Regions from separate parts of the Homo sapiens genome. Here region 1 is linked to region 2. A link is a contact called in ENCODE Hi-C or POLR2A ChIA-PET data. All regions are on one chromosome and are shown on one strand. The core of a region is the stretch at or near the end of the contact, and the rest is flanking DNA. Distances in the headings are between cores, read along the strand shown. Region 1 has its middle 13 kb from the start of MACF1. Region 2 overlaps INPP5B (inositol polyphosphate-5-phosphatase B).

Region 1 (7,354 bases), core at 3,186-5,685, 1.3 Mb after region 2:
TAGCCTGGGCAACCCCATCTGTACAAAAAATTACAAAAATGAGCTGGATGTGGTGGCGCATGGAGGCTGAGGTGGGCAGATTGCTTGAGCCCCGGAGGTTGAAGCTGTAGTAAGCTGAGACTGCGCCACTACACTCCAGCTTGGGCAACAGAGTGAGACCCTGTCTCCAAAAATAAAAAAAGAAAGAGCTGGGCCCTAAAATGCTGATTGGTGGGACTCGTTAACTGGTATACTCCTAATGAATAACCAGGTAGAGGAGGTTGGTTTCCCCAGGAAAGACTGGCCAGTCTCCCATCTGGGGGCCAATTCTGGTAGCTAGAGCTCTGGGCCAAGTGGAGCAATTGGCCAGTCTGGAAGGGCCTCATCGTTCATTGTCAAAGTTTATTGATTGATTGATTGATTGATTGAGACGGAGTCTCACCCTGTCACTCAGGCTGGAGTGCAACCTCTGCCTCCCAGGTTCAAGCAATTCTCCTGCCACAGCCTCCCAAGTAGCTGGGATTACAGGTGTTTGCCACCATGCCTGGCTAATTTTGTATTTTTAGTAGAGGCGGGGTTTCACCATGTTGGCCAGGCTGGTCTCGAACTCCTGAGCTCAGGTGATCCACCTGTTTCTGCCTCCCAAAGTACTAGGATTACAGGTGCGTGCCACCACACCCAGCTAATTTTGTATTTTTAGTAGAGGCGGGGTTTCACCATGTTGGCCAGGCTGGTCTCGAACTCTTGAGCTCAGGTGATCCACCTGCTTCGGCCTCCCAAAGTGTTAGGATTATAGGCGTGAGCCATCATGCCCGGCCCATTGTCAGATTTCATTTAATATCCCTGTTTTCACTGAGACACCTGGCTCCTGACCTCACACGGGCCTGAAGACTTCCAACCAATCTTGTTTTCAGCCTTACTCTGCAGCATGCCTTCTCCTACCAAGTCTTCAGAGGTTCCTGGTGCTTCCAATTTCTGAGCCTTTCTGGGATTCTGCAGTACAATTTACCTTGTTTCTTATTGTTGCCCATTTCCTGCAGGCACTTAGCAGAGAGAAAGAAAGCTGACATTTAAGTTTTCGACCATTTGTTTATCCACACTCCAGTGTATCAAACTTTTGTTGCTATTTCTTATTCTTATTTTCTGTGGGTTTGTGCCATTTTAATTCTCTTACTGTCACTTTTCTGAGGTTTCTGAAAGGGAGCTAAATGTGCTTATTAAATTTGTGATGGATACCCCAAAGTTGGCAGAAGTTAATCTTCCCAATTTACTTACCTCTCTCTGAGCCTCCTCAACCCCAACCCAAATACACAAACCCTGTGGTTCATTCTAGTGTCACTTGTACTTTCTGTTTTTCATTCTCTTCCTCATGCTATCTCTCCTCCTGGAGTGTTTACTCTTCTTATTTCAGACTGTTGAAATCCTATACATTCTTCTAGTCCCAGGTTATATTTCTTATCTATGGAAGCCTTTTTTTTGACTTCCCCAACAGGAAATGACCATTTCATTGACTGAATTTCTGAAGTTCCATTCACTGAGTTCTTATAGTCTTGCCCTCCTGACACAGCCTGTACTGCTTTATGTTAAGACTATCTGTATACATATTTCTCCAGTTAGATTGTAAGCTCTTAAAGGATAGTAGCATAAGACTGGCTTTGTAATTTTTTTTGTTATTGATAACAATCAACATAGTACCTAGGCAACTAAATATTTCACAGAACCACAGAATTTTAGAGCTGGAAAAGAATTTAGAGATCTAGAATGTGAACTCATTTTATGAATGAGTAAACAGATCCAGTGTAGTTAAACGATCCTGAAGTCATTTAATAAGCCAAGAACAGAACTGGACCTATAATCGTCTCTAGTTCTGTAATGTCTAAATGCATTGATAAAATCTGATATGTGCTTATTTAGATATTCTGGTTTATCAAAGGTTAACCAGAGAGTGCTTTTTGTTTCATTCTTGTTGAAAATTTTTGTCAATATCTTTTTGGTTTTAGTAATTAGGTATGCCATAGGTAATTTCTTTTCTTTTCTCCCTCCTTCGCTGCCTCTCTCTCTTCTTTCTTTCTTTTTTCCTCCCCTCCCCGCCCCTCTCCTCTCTCTTCCTTTCTCTTTTCTTGTCTTTTCTTTCTTTCTTTCTCTTCTTTTGTGTGTGTGTGTGTGTGTGTGTTTGTTTTTGTTTTTTTTTTTTTTTTTTGATGGAATCTTGCTTTGTCACCCAGGTTGAAGTGTAGTGGCGTGAGTAGCTGGGACTACAGATGTGCATCCCCACACCCAGCTAACTTATTGTATTTTTTCATAACAACAGGGTTTTGCCATGTTGCCCAGGGTGGTCTCGAACTCCTGGGCTCAAGAAATCTGCCCTCTCGGCCTCCCAAAGTACTGCGATTACAGACGTGAGCCACCGCCTTGTGCTGTCTCTCTTTTTCTCTTTCTCTCTCTTTTTGATAAAAATCAGGATCTTGAGTATTCTGGATTTTGTCAAAAACTGAGCTGGAGGTGGTGCGGTGGCCTGTAATTCCAGCACTTTGGGAGGCCGAGGCAGGTGGATCACTTGAGGCCAGGAGTTTGAGACTGGGTTGGCCAACATGGCGAAACCCCGTCTCTACTAAAAATACAAAAATTAGCCGGGCGTGGTGGTGTGCCTGTAATCCCAGCTACTTGGGAGGCTGAGGCACGAGAATCGCTTGAACCTGGGAGGTGGAGTTTGCAGTGAGCTGAGATCGCACCACTGCACTCCAGCCTGAGTGACAGAGTGAGACTGTGTCTCAAAAACAAACAAACAAAAAAACCCCAAAACAACAACAACAAAAACTAAGCTGGATAATAGTTTTCTTCCCAGGCATATATGAGCATCAGAGACCCAAGGATTATAGGTAGGGAAAAAATGTAGGCAACTGTATTGAAGGTGCTCTGATTTTTAAGAAAATTTTAAAAATTCACTGGATATGATGTATTTGGGGTGATTCTTTCTTTCTTTTTTTTTTTTTTTTTTTAACCTAGCAGTAAAGTACAGGCCCAGTTGGGTCCTACTTAAAGTTTTCCTGTTTGACAATTTATCAGGAATTATTATTGCTTAAGATAGCTTTGAAGTAAATTGTCTGTGTCAAAGACCTTCCTCCACTTCTCTCACTTACCTAGCTCTTGGCAGCTGTTTCCAAAATGTTTGCACTAACTCCATAGATTCATGTCTGAAGGATTAGATACTCCAGGAACATCTATTGGGAGAAAGTTTAACTACAACTGTTGTCCATTTTTCAATTAATGTGCCAGTCACTAATCAAAAAAACAGATGCTGTCGTTTTCCTCATCCACTACTTGGGACACCTAAGGATGGATGGACAGATACTTAAGAGGCTGCCTCCTTCTTCTGAGATTGGGCTTTTCATCAGGGCTGTGCCACAGGGTGTGATGCTGTGTGATAGCAGATGGCTCTGCTTCATGCCCATTACTTTTTGTTTTATCCAAAGTAGAAGCTGTGGTCCCCAGATTTTAGAGAGTAAGGGCTTAATCATACTCATTGGCTTTTCTGCCTTTGCCTGTTTCTGCATTGCCACCTGGCTGCCATTAGAGGGAATTCATTACAACTCTGAGTCCCTGCAGGGAGCTGAGAGGAGCTATCCTTGTGTTTAGGATGGGACATGTGTTCTTAAAACTGGGCCAGGCACGGTGGCTCCCAGCACTTTGGGAGGCCGAAGCAGGTGGATCACTTGAGGCCAGGAGTTCGAGACCAGCCTGGCCAACATGGTGAAACTCCGTTTCTATTAAACATACAAAAATTAGCTGGGTGTGGTGGTGTATGCCTGTAATCCCAGCTACTCAGGAGACTGAGGCACAAGAATTGCTTGAACCTGGGAAGTGGAGATTGCAGTGAGCCGATATCTCACCACTGCACTCCAGCCTGGGCGACACAGCAAGACTCTGTCTCAAAAAAAGAAAAAAACAAAAAACTTAAAAATGGTTACCCAGATTTCCTTTTATGACTTGTTCAGTCAGAGGCAGCTGGGAGGATGCACGCTGGGGAAAGCATTACTCACCAGGCACACATAGTGGCCCTGACTGCTGGCAAGTAGTCTGGGCTGTGTTAAGAGTGAGTCACCTCGGGGAATGGAAAAATTGCAAGGTACTGAGGGGTAGGAGTTGTGTGCCAGTGACTGCTCCTTTTCTGTCTGCTATTTTCTCTATAAGGACTCATCACAAAACCATAAATACTGACGATCCTGTTGAGGCAGCCGTGAAGCCAACCAACTTTATGGTGATAATGTTTCCCATAAAAGGAATGAGCTGACTGGACATAGCATTGTTGCCTTCTATGTTACAGGTGTATATAGATTTTGACACAAGCTTGAACTTGTATAATGAAAGTTCCATGTGTGAGAATTTCATCAGAATAAAAGCAACACAGTTTTCTTTGTTGTTTAAAAACTTAGTCTTCTGTGTCTATCTATCTTTGTCCAGTAGGGGTCACTGAGGGTTAGGCTCTCAATAAGAGAAACACTAATCTAGTGATAAATGAGCTGGATTCCTTGTCTATTGTGACATCTTTGTATATTCAGTACTATGTTTTTTAAAATATTAGAGCAGAAACAAAAGGCGTGAACTTGTATTAAGAACTTTATGGGCGAAGCGCAGTGGCTCATGCCTGTAACCCGAGGCGGGTGGATATCACCTGAGGTCAGGAGTTCGAGACCAGCCTGGCCAACATGGTGAAACCCCGTCTCTACCAAAAATACAAAAAAATTAGACGGGCATGGTGGCGCATGCCTGTAATCCCAGCTACTTGGGAGGCTGAGGCAGGAGAATTGCTTAAACCCGGGAGGCAGAGGTTGCAGTGAACCGAGATTGTGCCATTGCACTACAGTCTGGGCAACAAGAGTGAAATTCCATCTCAAAAATTAAAAAAAAAAAGAATATTTCTGGACAAAAATAACAATCCTGGGCAAGATTCTGGAACAGTCCCCATAGACAGGGCTTCTTTTCTTCGTATCATTTTTTTCTCCATTTCTTTAAGATGTTGGCTACCAGAGTTTCCTGGAAAAAGCTTACTAGATAGATATTATTTCATTGGGGAAAAGGGTCAAAATGCCAGAGAGAGAGATTACTTAAAATGGTAATATGGCTGTTGAGGTTGACTAGATATTCTTGTCCTTTCCCTTTTTGAAGCAATGCTGTCGAAGCCTAATTTGACTTAGTCATTGAGCTGTTCAATACCACACATTACTTTCACTTACCTTCTTGCATTTGCCACTGAGGATGACTTGATGCCCTGCTAGGAGGTCTCTTGTGTGGTAATCATAATAACAAGAGTTGGCATTAATGAGTCAATGTTTAATGCTTTTTAAATAGTTAATGCTTACTGTGTGCCAAATATATTATGCATTTTCTCACTTAATCCTCACTGTAACACTGTGAAGAGGTAATTTTATTATCCCTTTTTGACATGAGATAACTATGGATTAAAGAGATTAAGTAATTGGTTCATAGATACACAACTAGAGATTGTGAAATCAGAATTTGAATATAGGTTTGGCTCACAAATTATATTTACAGCCCTGGTAAGAGAGAGAGGGAGAGAGAGAGAGAGAGAGGCAGGCACTTGGGTTTAAGAGTGAGTTTTCTTTTTTCTTTTTTTCTTTTTTTGAGACAGTTTCGCTGTTGTTGCCCAGGCTGGGGTGCAGTGGCATGATCTCAGCTCACTGCAACCTCCACTTCCTGGGTTCAGGCAATTCTCTTGCCTCAGCCTCCCAAGTAGCTGGGATTACAGGCACTCCTGGGTAATTTTGTATTTTTAATAGAGATGGGGTTTCACCATATTGGTCAGGCTGGTCTCGAACTCCTGACCTCAGGTGATCCAACCACCTCGTCCTCCCAAAGTGCTGGGATTACAGGCATGCGCCACCACACCTGGCCAAGAGTGAGTTTTCTAAGTGCTGTACCAGAGCATCTCTCACTTTATTTTCTGCCCCTCCTCTTTAGTGTTACTTTCCCTTTTCTTTCTTAAGGGTAAGACCTTCAGTTGCTGAGCTTGATAGGAAGGCCATCTAGAGTTAGATCCTGGGCAGAATCCATATCCGGAGGGATTTCCAGAAGTGGAATTTCTTTTCTTTTCTTTTCTTTTCTTTTCTTTTCTTTTTTTTTTTTTTTTTTTTGTGATAGAGTCTTGTTCTGTTTCCCAAGCTGGAGTGCAGTGGCGCGATCTCAGCTCACTGCAGCCTCCACCTCCCGGGCTCAAGGGATTCTTCTGACTCAGCCTCCCAGGTAGCTGAGACTACAGGCACATGCCACCATGCCCGGCTAATTTTTGTAATTTTAGTAGAGACGGGTGGCCAGGCTGGTCTTGAACTCCTGACCTTAGGTGATCCACCCCGCCTCAGCCTTTTAATGTGCTGGGATTACAGGCGTGAGCCACCATGCCCAGCCAAAAGTGGAATTTCTTTCTCCCTGCCTTCCTCTCCCCTCCCCTCCCCTCCCCTCCCCTCCCTTCCCTTCTCTATTGTCTTGCTCTGCTGTCTAGGCTGGAGTGCAGTGGTGTGATCATAGCTCACTGTGGCCTGAAACTCCTGGGCTGGAGTGATTCTCCTGCCTCAGCCTCCCAAGTAGCTAGAACTACAGGTGTGTAACCACTGGGCCTGGCTAAGTGTTATTATGTTTTGGAGAGATGGGGTCTTGCTATGTTGCCCAGGGTGGTCTTAAACTCCTGTCCTCAGGCAGTCCTCCTGCCTCAGCTTCTCAAAGCGCTGGGATTACAGGGGTGAGCCACTGCTCCCAGCCAAGCAGTTTAATTTCTGAATTAATAAACTATCTTCCTTCCAGCTCCAAGGAAAAGCAAAACTTACACTTGTGTTCTTGGAGACACTTTTTTCTTTTAAATTCCCAGGTAGATTTGGAAGTTCACTGTTAAAGATGGTTCGACACCCTTGTTAGTGTATGTTACCTACTAGGCCTCTCTAGAAGAGCATTTTGAGTTATTTCTGCCATAAGATGAATGGTTTTCCAGGCACTTGTTCTCGGTTGTATGTTTTTGTGGTCAAAAAAGATGCATTACCAGAAGAAATGTTTATATTTTGGGAGTATTCATAATTCACTGGGCCCAGCTTTGCCCTTTCTAGTGTGCACCCGCCCCCATTCTTGCTCTTAAGCAGTTCTCAGATCCTCTCATTCATTTATTAATTTGCTCATTCCACAAATAGTTATTTAGTGACTAAGATTTTATAAAGGAGAGCAGACATTTATCTAGCTTCAAAAACAGTCTAGTGAGGGAGTAACAATATGTGCTCAGCTGTATTATAAAGCACAAAGTGCTAAACTTTATGAGAGAAACAGATAAAGTATAATAAAAGCTCAAGGGAGGGAGAAGTTTACTTCTCACTGG
Region 2 (6,901 bases), core at 534-3,033:
CGGCTCACTGCAACCTCCACCTCTGGGGTTCAAGCGATTCTCGTACCTCAGCCTCTTGACTAGCTGGGACTACAGGCATGTGCCACCCTGCCGGGCTAATTTTTGTATTTTTAGTAGAAACAGGGTTTCGCCATGTTGACCAGGCTGATCTCAAACTCCTGGCCTCAAGTGACCCGCCCACCTCAGCCTCCCAAAGTGCTGGGATTACAGGCATGAGCCACCGCTGCTGGCCAGCATTTCCCATTTCTAATTGTATTTCCCAAATGAAAGCACGTCTAAATAATTAGCATTGCTTAAGTCCTGTGTGACTTTCCAGGAGGCAAACATTCACTCCCATTTTAAAGACATAAGAGGAAAGTTGAGACACACGTTTAATATCGTACAAAGAGGTCAAGCGCGGTGGCTCATGCCTGTAATCCCAGCACTTTGGGAGGCAGAGGCGGGAAGATCACTTGAGGTCAGGAGTTTGAGACCGGCCTGGGCAACACAGGGAGATCTCGTCTCTAAAAACAAAAAGAGGCTGCGCATGGTGGCTCACACCTGTAATGCCAGCACTTTGGGAGGCCAAGGCAGGCTGAATCACTTGAGGTCAGGAGTTCAAGACCAGCCTGGCCAACATGGTGAAACCCTGTCTCTACTAAAAATATAAAAATTAGTCCAGGCATGATGGCTCACGCCTATAATCCCAGCACTTTGGGAGGCCAAGGTGGGCAGATCACCTGAAATCAGGAGTTCAAGATCAGCCTGGCCAACATGTTGAAACCCCGTCTTTACTGAAAATACAAAGAGTAGCCAGACATGTTAGCACATGCCTGTAATCTCAGCTACTTGGGAGGCTGAGGCAGGAGAACTGCTTAAACCCAGGAGGTGGAGGCTGCAGTGAGCAGAGATCACACCACTGCACTCCAGCCTGGGTGACAGAGTGAGACTCCGTCTCAAAAAAATAAAATAAAATAAAAATAAAAATAAATAAAAACAAAAAGAGAAAGTAATAGTGCACCAAGGAACCATGAAGAAAAGAAAAAGAAAAATGTCCAGGCCTCTTGACATCCACTTTGTTTAAATTCTCATCATTGGCATTCCAAGAAAGAAAGTCTCTTCTCATTCATATTTGCTAGCTTCAGTTCATGTATGGATCACCAATAACAAAACTGTTAGAGCGTAATTTATTTTATATATTTATCTATTTAAATTTAGAGATATCACTATGTTGCCCAGGCTGGTCTGGAACTCCTCAAGCAAGACTCCTGCCTCAGCCTCCGAGTAGCTGGGACTACAGGTGCGCACCACTGTGCCGGGCTAACAGTATATTTTAAGTAGCAAAGAAAAACATGCAAGTCAGCTAGCATCTATCCTCCAACAGTACAGTATCTTTCCTCTAATAAATATATTGATGCCTCCCTCTTCCTGAACTGTCCCTCCCTGAGGATTTTTCTGTTCAAAGCTCCACTTCTAACTGAGTGTTTGTGGGTCACCTCACTTGCTCTCAACAATAACTGCAGAATTCCAAAACAAACTGTTTTCAGAAGAAAAAAAGAATCTTTAGGGGGTTCTCTTGTACTAGAAACATAAAACTGGATTAAATGGCCCAAAGAAGGAAAATGGAGAGGGGAACAACAAAAGGAAGAAGAAAAACGAATACAGTTCTCTTTTGTTTAAGGAAACAAAGTGACTTAAAATAAGTTACTTAGGAGCCTGCAGAGCTTCCCACAACGGTGGAAATGATGGGCAATATTTGTTCTCTAAGATAAACAAAAGCAAATTTATTTTCTCCATGCTAAAAGGATATGTTGGTCACACAAGTTTTACCTATTAGTACTGACAAAACAAGATGAAAGAGAGAGTGAGAGAGAAAACCACCCCGGGGGCTATTTTGCTAACATGCTCTCTGGCTTCTACTCTGGTAAACTAGGTTACCCTTTATGTTACCCTGAGATATAAATAGCATTCATTTCCTTTCACTGGCATGACAGACTTTAATACTTTGTTTCCTGGGTCCAGAAGAAAAAATACTTAAACACATCCCCTTGTAAATTTGAGTTACTACAAAGCTGGTTCATTTCTTTTTTTTTTTGAGACGGAGTCTCACTGTCGTCAGGCTGGCATGCAGTGGCGTGATCTCAGCCCACTGCAACCTCCGCCTCCCAGGTTCAAGTGATTGCTTCAGCCTCTCAAGTAGCTGGGATACAGGCGCACGCCACCACGCCCAGCTAATTTTTTATATTTTAGTAGAGATGGGGTTTCACCACGTTGGCCAGGATGGTCTTGAACTCCTGACCTTGTGATCCGCCCACCTCGGCCTCTGAAAGTGCTGGGATTACAGGCTTGAGCCACCACACCCGGCGAAGCTGGCTCATTTCTAATCAACTTTGGATTAAAAAAAAACAAAATGTATTTGCTATTACTGCTTTGTTAAAATAGCCCAGAATGGCCCCTGTGGGACTTCTGAGTAGCCATTTCCTTTTTAGTGCATAGTTCAAAACCCTCCAGAACACAGCTCCAGGTTTTGCATGTACCCAGGATGCAATGCAGGTGAACATTTTACAGACTGACTTGGATAAGTACTGGGCCCTGTACAGGATCCTCAATGGGGTTTTCTGAATAAGAGCAACTTCAGTTGCTAGATGGAAATAATGAGGTATTTCTCCCAAATCAGACTTCACTCTTTTTAAGGAAAGAAAAAGCTGCAAAAGGAAGTTAACAGCATCCCTGGTCATCTAGTGGTTAGGAAGAAAAAAAAAGAAAAGAAAAAAGATGTTAAGAACAGTGAGGCCAGGCGCGGTGGCTCACGCCTGTAATCTCAGCACTTTGGGAGGCCCAGGCGGGCAGATCACAAGGTCAGGAGATGGAGACCATCCTGGCCAACAAGGTGAAACACCATCCCTACTAAAAATACAAAAATTAGCTGGGTGTGGTGGCGTGCAGGTGCATGTATGTAGTCCCAGCTACTAGAGAGGCTAAGGCAGGAGAATTACTTGAACCCGGGAGGTGGAAGTTGCAGTGAGCCAAGATCGTGCCACTGCACTCCTAGCCTGGTGACACAGCAAGACTCCGTCTCAAAAAAAAAAAGGAGCAGTTAAATAAGTGCAGGAGCAGAAAGACTCCTACCAATCTACCGATTCAACTACCAATCTAAAGTCAGTGCAAGCTGGGCTTGGCAAGAGAATCACGTGAACAAGCTGCCACTCAACCAAAAGCATTACCTGACTTCAACACCACAAGTTACCTCCTAGACACTGGTCTGAACCTGAAGACGTGGATTCCAGTCTGAAACTAGCTCCATTTCATTTTTCTTTTTCTTTCTTTTTTTTTTTTTTTGAGACAGAGTCTCGCTCTGTCACCAAGGCTGGAGTCCAGTGGCGCAATCTCAGCTCACTGCAAGCTCTGCCTCCCAAGTTCACGCCATTCTCCTGCCTCAGCCTCCCGAGTAGCTGGGACTACAGGCGCCCACCACCATGCCCGGCTAATTTTTTTGTATTTTTAGTAGAGACGGGGTTTCACCATGTTAGCCAGGATGGTCTCAATCTCCTGACCTCGTGATCCGCCCTCCTTGGCCTCCCAAAGTGCAGGGATTACAGGCGTGAGCCACTGCGCCCGGCCTCATTTTTCTACTATAATCTCTACCAAGCTCAGCCTAACACTCCTGAATTCAGCAGAGACAAATCAAAGAAAAGAAAGGACATTTTGAAAGAATCATCAAAGATCATTCCTATCTCTATTAATGCAAAGGCAAAGAATGAAGACCAGATTCACCTATCCCCCAAAATGCCTGGGCCTCAAAGGTGCTCTATGCCCTTGGCTCACGCTACAAGGAACACTGTCCTGCTGGGCCAACCCTATACTCTCTTACCTCTATCTACGTATTATCAGACCCCTCTCAGTCAGACTGCCAGCTCCTGAGGGGTGCCTTTGTTTCTCCTGCCGTGAATCAAAAACAGCTTTTTTTTTTCTGAGGGGACAGAGTCTTGCTCTTGTCACCCAGACTGGAGTGCAATGCCGCGATCTCAGCTCACTGCAATCGCCACCTCCCGGGTTCAACTGATTCTCCTGCCTCAGCCTCCCAAGTAGCAGGGATTACAGGTGCCTGCCACCATGCTCAGCTAAGTTCTGTTTTTTTGGGGTTTTTTTGTTTTGTTTTGTTTTGTTTTGAGATGGAGTCTCGCCCAGGCTGGAGTGCAGTGGCGCGATCTCGGCTAACTGCAACCTCTGCCTCCCAGGTTCAAGCGGTTCTCCTGCCTCAGACTCCCGAGTAGCTGGGACTATAAGCGCACACTACCATGCCCAGTTAATTTTTTTTGTATTTTTAGTAGAGATGGGGTTTCACCGTGTTAGCCAGGATGGTCTTGATCTCCTGACCTTGTGATCCGCCTGCCTCAGCCTCCCAAAGTGCTGGGATTACAGGCATAAGCCACTGTGCCTGGCCTAATTTTTATATTTTTAGTAGAGACAGGATTTCGTCATGTTGCCCAGCCTGGTCTTGAACTCCTGATCTTGTGATCCGCCCACCTCGGCCTCCCAAAGTGCTAGGATTAGGCATGAGCCACCGCGCCCAGCCAAAAACAGCATTTTTAAGCAACCATTTGCCTTGGTTTCTCTAGGCTATCAAGTAGTGGGTATTTTGATCATATGCATATAGGAAAAAACAAATCTACTACTCCGTTTCCCTTGGGGCCTGTATCGACATCCAGAGGCAGCCCAAAGGGTTCTTCCCACCTGTTATAGAAGATGTAACTCTCCTCTGAGGCCAGAACAACTCTGGAAACAGAGATGACCCAAACAGAACTGGAGAGCTTGATACCATTTCTTACCAATTTTAGCAGCAGCAACTTAGCAATTAACAGTGTCACCCAGTCACTTACTGTAGGTATTACGATAAGATAAAAAAAAATTTTTTTTTTTTTGAGATGGAGTCTCGCTCTGTCTCCCAGGCTGGAGTGCAGTGGCACGATCTCAGCGCACTGCAACCTCTGCCTCCTGGGTTCAAGCGATTCTCCTACCTCAGCTTCCCAAGTACCTGGGATTATAGCCATGTGCCACTACACCCATCTAATTTTTGTATTTTTAGTAGAGACAGGGTTTCGCCATGTTGGCCAGGCTGGTCTCGAACTCCTGACCTCATGATCCGCCCGCCTCAGCCTTCCAAAGTGTTGGGATTAAAGGCATGAGTCATCGTGCCCAGCCAGAAACAGCATTTTTAAGCAACTGTTTGCTTTGGGTTCTCTAGGCTATCAAAAAGTGGGTATTTTGATCATATGCATATAGGAAAAAACAATCTACTACTCTGTTTCCCTTGGGGCCTGTATCGACATCCAAAGGCAGCCCAAAGGGTTCTTCCTACCTGTTATAGAAGATGTAACTCTCCTCTGAGGCCATAATAACTCTGGAAACAGATGACCCAAATAGAACTGAGGGGCTTGATACCATTTCTTACCAATTTTAGCAGGAGCAACTTAGCAATTAATAGTGTCACCCCACTTACTGTAGGTATTTTAAGAGAAAAATTTTTTTTTTTTTCGAGATGGAGTCTTGCTCCGTCTCCCAGGCTGGAATGCAATGGCACGATCTCGGCTCACTGCAACCTCTGCCTCCTGGGTTCAAGCAATTCTCCTACCTCAGCCTCCAGAGTACATGGGATTACAGGCACCTGCCACCACGCCCATCTAATTTTTGTATTTTTAGTAGTGACGGAGTTTCGCCATGTTGGCCAGGCTGGTCTCGAACTCCTGACCTCAGGTGATCCGCCCGCCTCAGCTTCCCACAGTGCTGGGATTACAGGCATGAGTCACCACGCCTGGCTGACAAAATTTTTAAAACTATTTATTTATTTATTTTAGAGACAGTCTCACTATGTTGCCTAGGCTGGAGTGCAGCAACTAATTCACAGGATCAATCATAGTGCACATCACCCTCAAACTCCTGGGCTCAAGCCTTCCACCTCAGCCTCTCAAGTGGCTGGGACTACAGGTACGCGCCACCATGTTCAGCTTTCAAATTATTTTAAAATAAAAATAAAACCGAAACCGTAACAATAATTCCTCACCAGCATATGGCTAGTCTCTGTTTTTTGAAAGGAAATGAAAGATTGAGATCCCTGCACATTTCTCAGTCGGGGCAGCTAACTGGCTTCAGAGCTAGCTGGCCTGACTTGTCATAGAAGACTAAGGGAATGAAGTGCCTGCATGGCCTGGCTCTGGTGTACTGGCTGAGAACACAGCACCCACCTCTTTCTGCTGCCATTGGCCTTGTCCTCCGCCAATTGTCTGGATTCTGGCAGTCTCTTGTGAAGGGGCAAGGAGATGAGGTGCTCTTAAACTCTCACCCGTCCCAGCACCATAGCCCAGAATGTCATGGAAACTCTAGTGATAGTGAACTCTGAGATAAGCCCAAGGAAGATGCAAACTATCAGCACCATCAGGCGCTTCGATCGCACCTTGTGATGGCTGCAATGAAGGAGAAACAAGCACCGAGGAAGTCCTCTGCTCACCTCGTTTCCTCTCAGTTTACAAACTCTTGTGCAACATGCCACTCCTCCCTGCCCCTCATAGTTTCCAAGCCTTGTAAGAGCAAGTGGAGGGCTGGCCCACACTTTACACAGCTACTTGACAGGCTCTTCATTGCTGGCAAATGACTGTCACAAATAGGTACTAGGGGTCATGCCAAAGCTCACACATAAATGGAGCCTCACGGACACACCCAGGGGAAAAAAGCACCAGGGGCCCTTGCAGAAAACCCTGGAGCTGGACAAAAAAAGACAGGTCTGCAGGTCCTCCCAGAGCACGGACTCACCCAAATTTCAGCCCTGAGCCTCCCATCTCCAAACGACAAGCTCCTGCTCAGCAACTGGCCTTCTGTGCTCCCCATTATCCACCAACTGCTGGGTGGGAAAAAACCTAGTCCTTTT

The links. Hi-C counts contacts between places; a loop is a spot of excess contacts on that map. ChIA-PET counts read pairs that join two places held with the same protein, here RNA polymerase II (POLR2A). Pooled maps may share reads with other maps.
Region 1: a loop to region 2 is called in a map with no recorded cell type, with 5 times the contacts of the local background. The contact joins two enhancer-like sites. A Hi-C loop is called at or near these places in 1 of 168 maps with a recorded cell type or tissue (CD8-positive, alpha-beta T cell), 1 of 37 single-sample maps with no recorded cell type and 3 of 50 pooled maps. POLR2A ChIA-PET finds 5 or more read pairs at or near these places in 3 of 52 experiments (PC-9, activated CD4-positive, alpha-beta T cell and activated naive CD8-positive, alpha-beta T cell).

Annotation. Positions count from the first base shown.
Region 1 is chr1:39,188,241-39,195,594 of GRCh38, forward strand. It overlaps a transcript of MACF1 not described here. Among named protein-coding and RNA genes, the nearest start is that of MACF1, 13 kb to the right of the region's middle. RefSeq lists an enhancer at 3,268-3,810. Within about 2 kb of position 4,436, at least 37 of the 41 ENCODE cell types and tissues checked have a DNase peak (open chromatin) inside an H3K27ac peak, as active enhancers do; they include CD8-positive, alpha-beta T cell, where a contact is called at or near this core.
Region 2 is chr1:37,924,237-37,931,137 of GRCh38, forward strand. All of the region lies in intron 7 of INPP5B (inositol polyphosphate-5-phosphatase B), which reads right to left. Among named protein-coding and RNA genes, the nearest start is that of INPP5B, 19 kb to the right of the region's middle. RefSeq lists enhancers at 1,927-2,166, 6,459-6,901. Within about 2 kb of position 1,784, at least 5 of the 41 ENCODE cell types and tissues checked have a DNase peak (open chromatin) inside an H3K27ac peak, as active enhancers do; they include CD8-positive, alpha-beta T cell, where a contact is called at or near this core.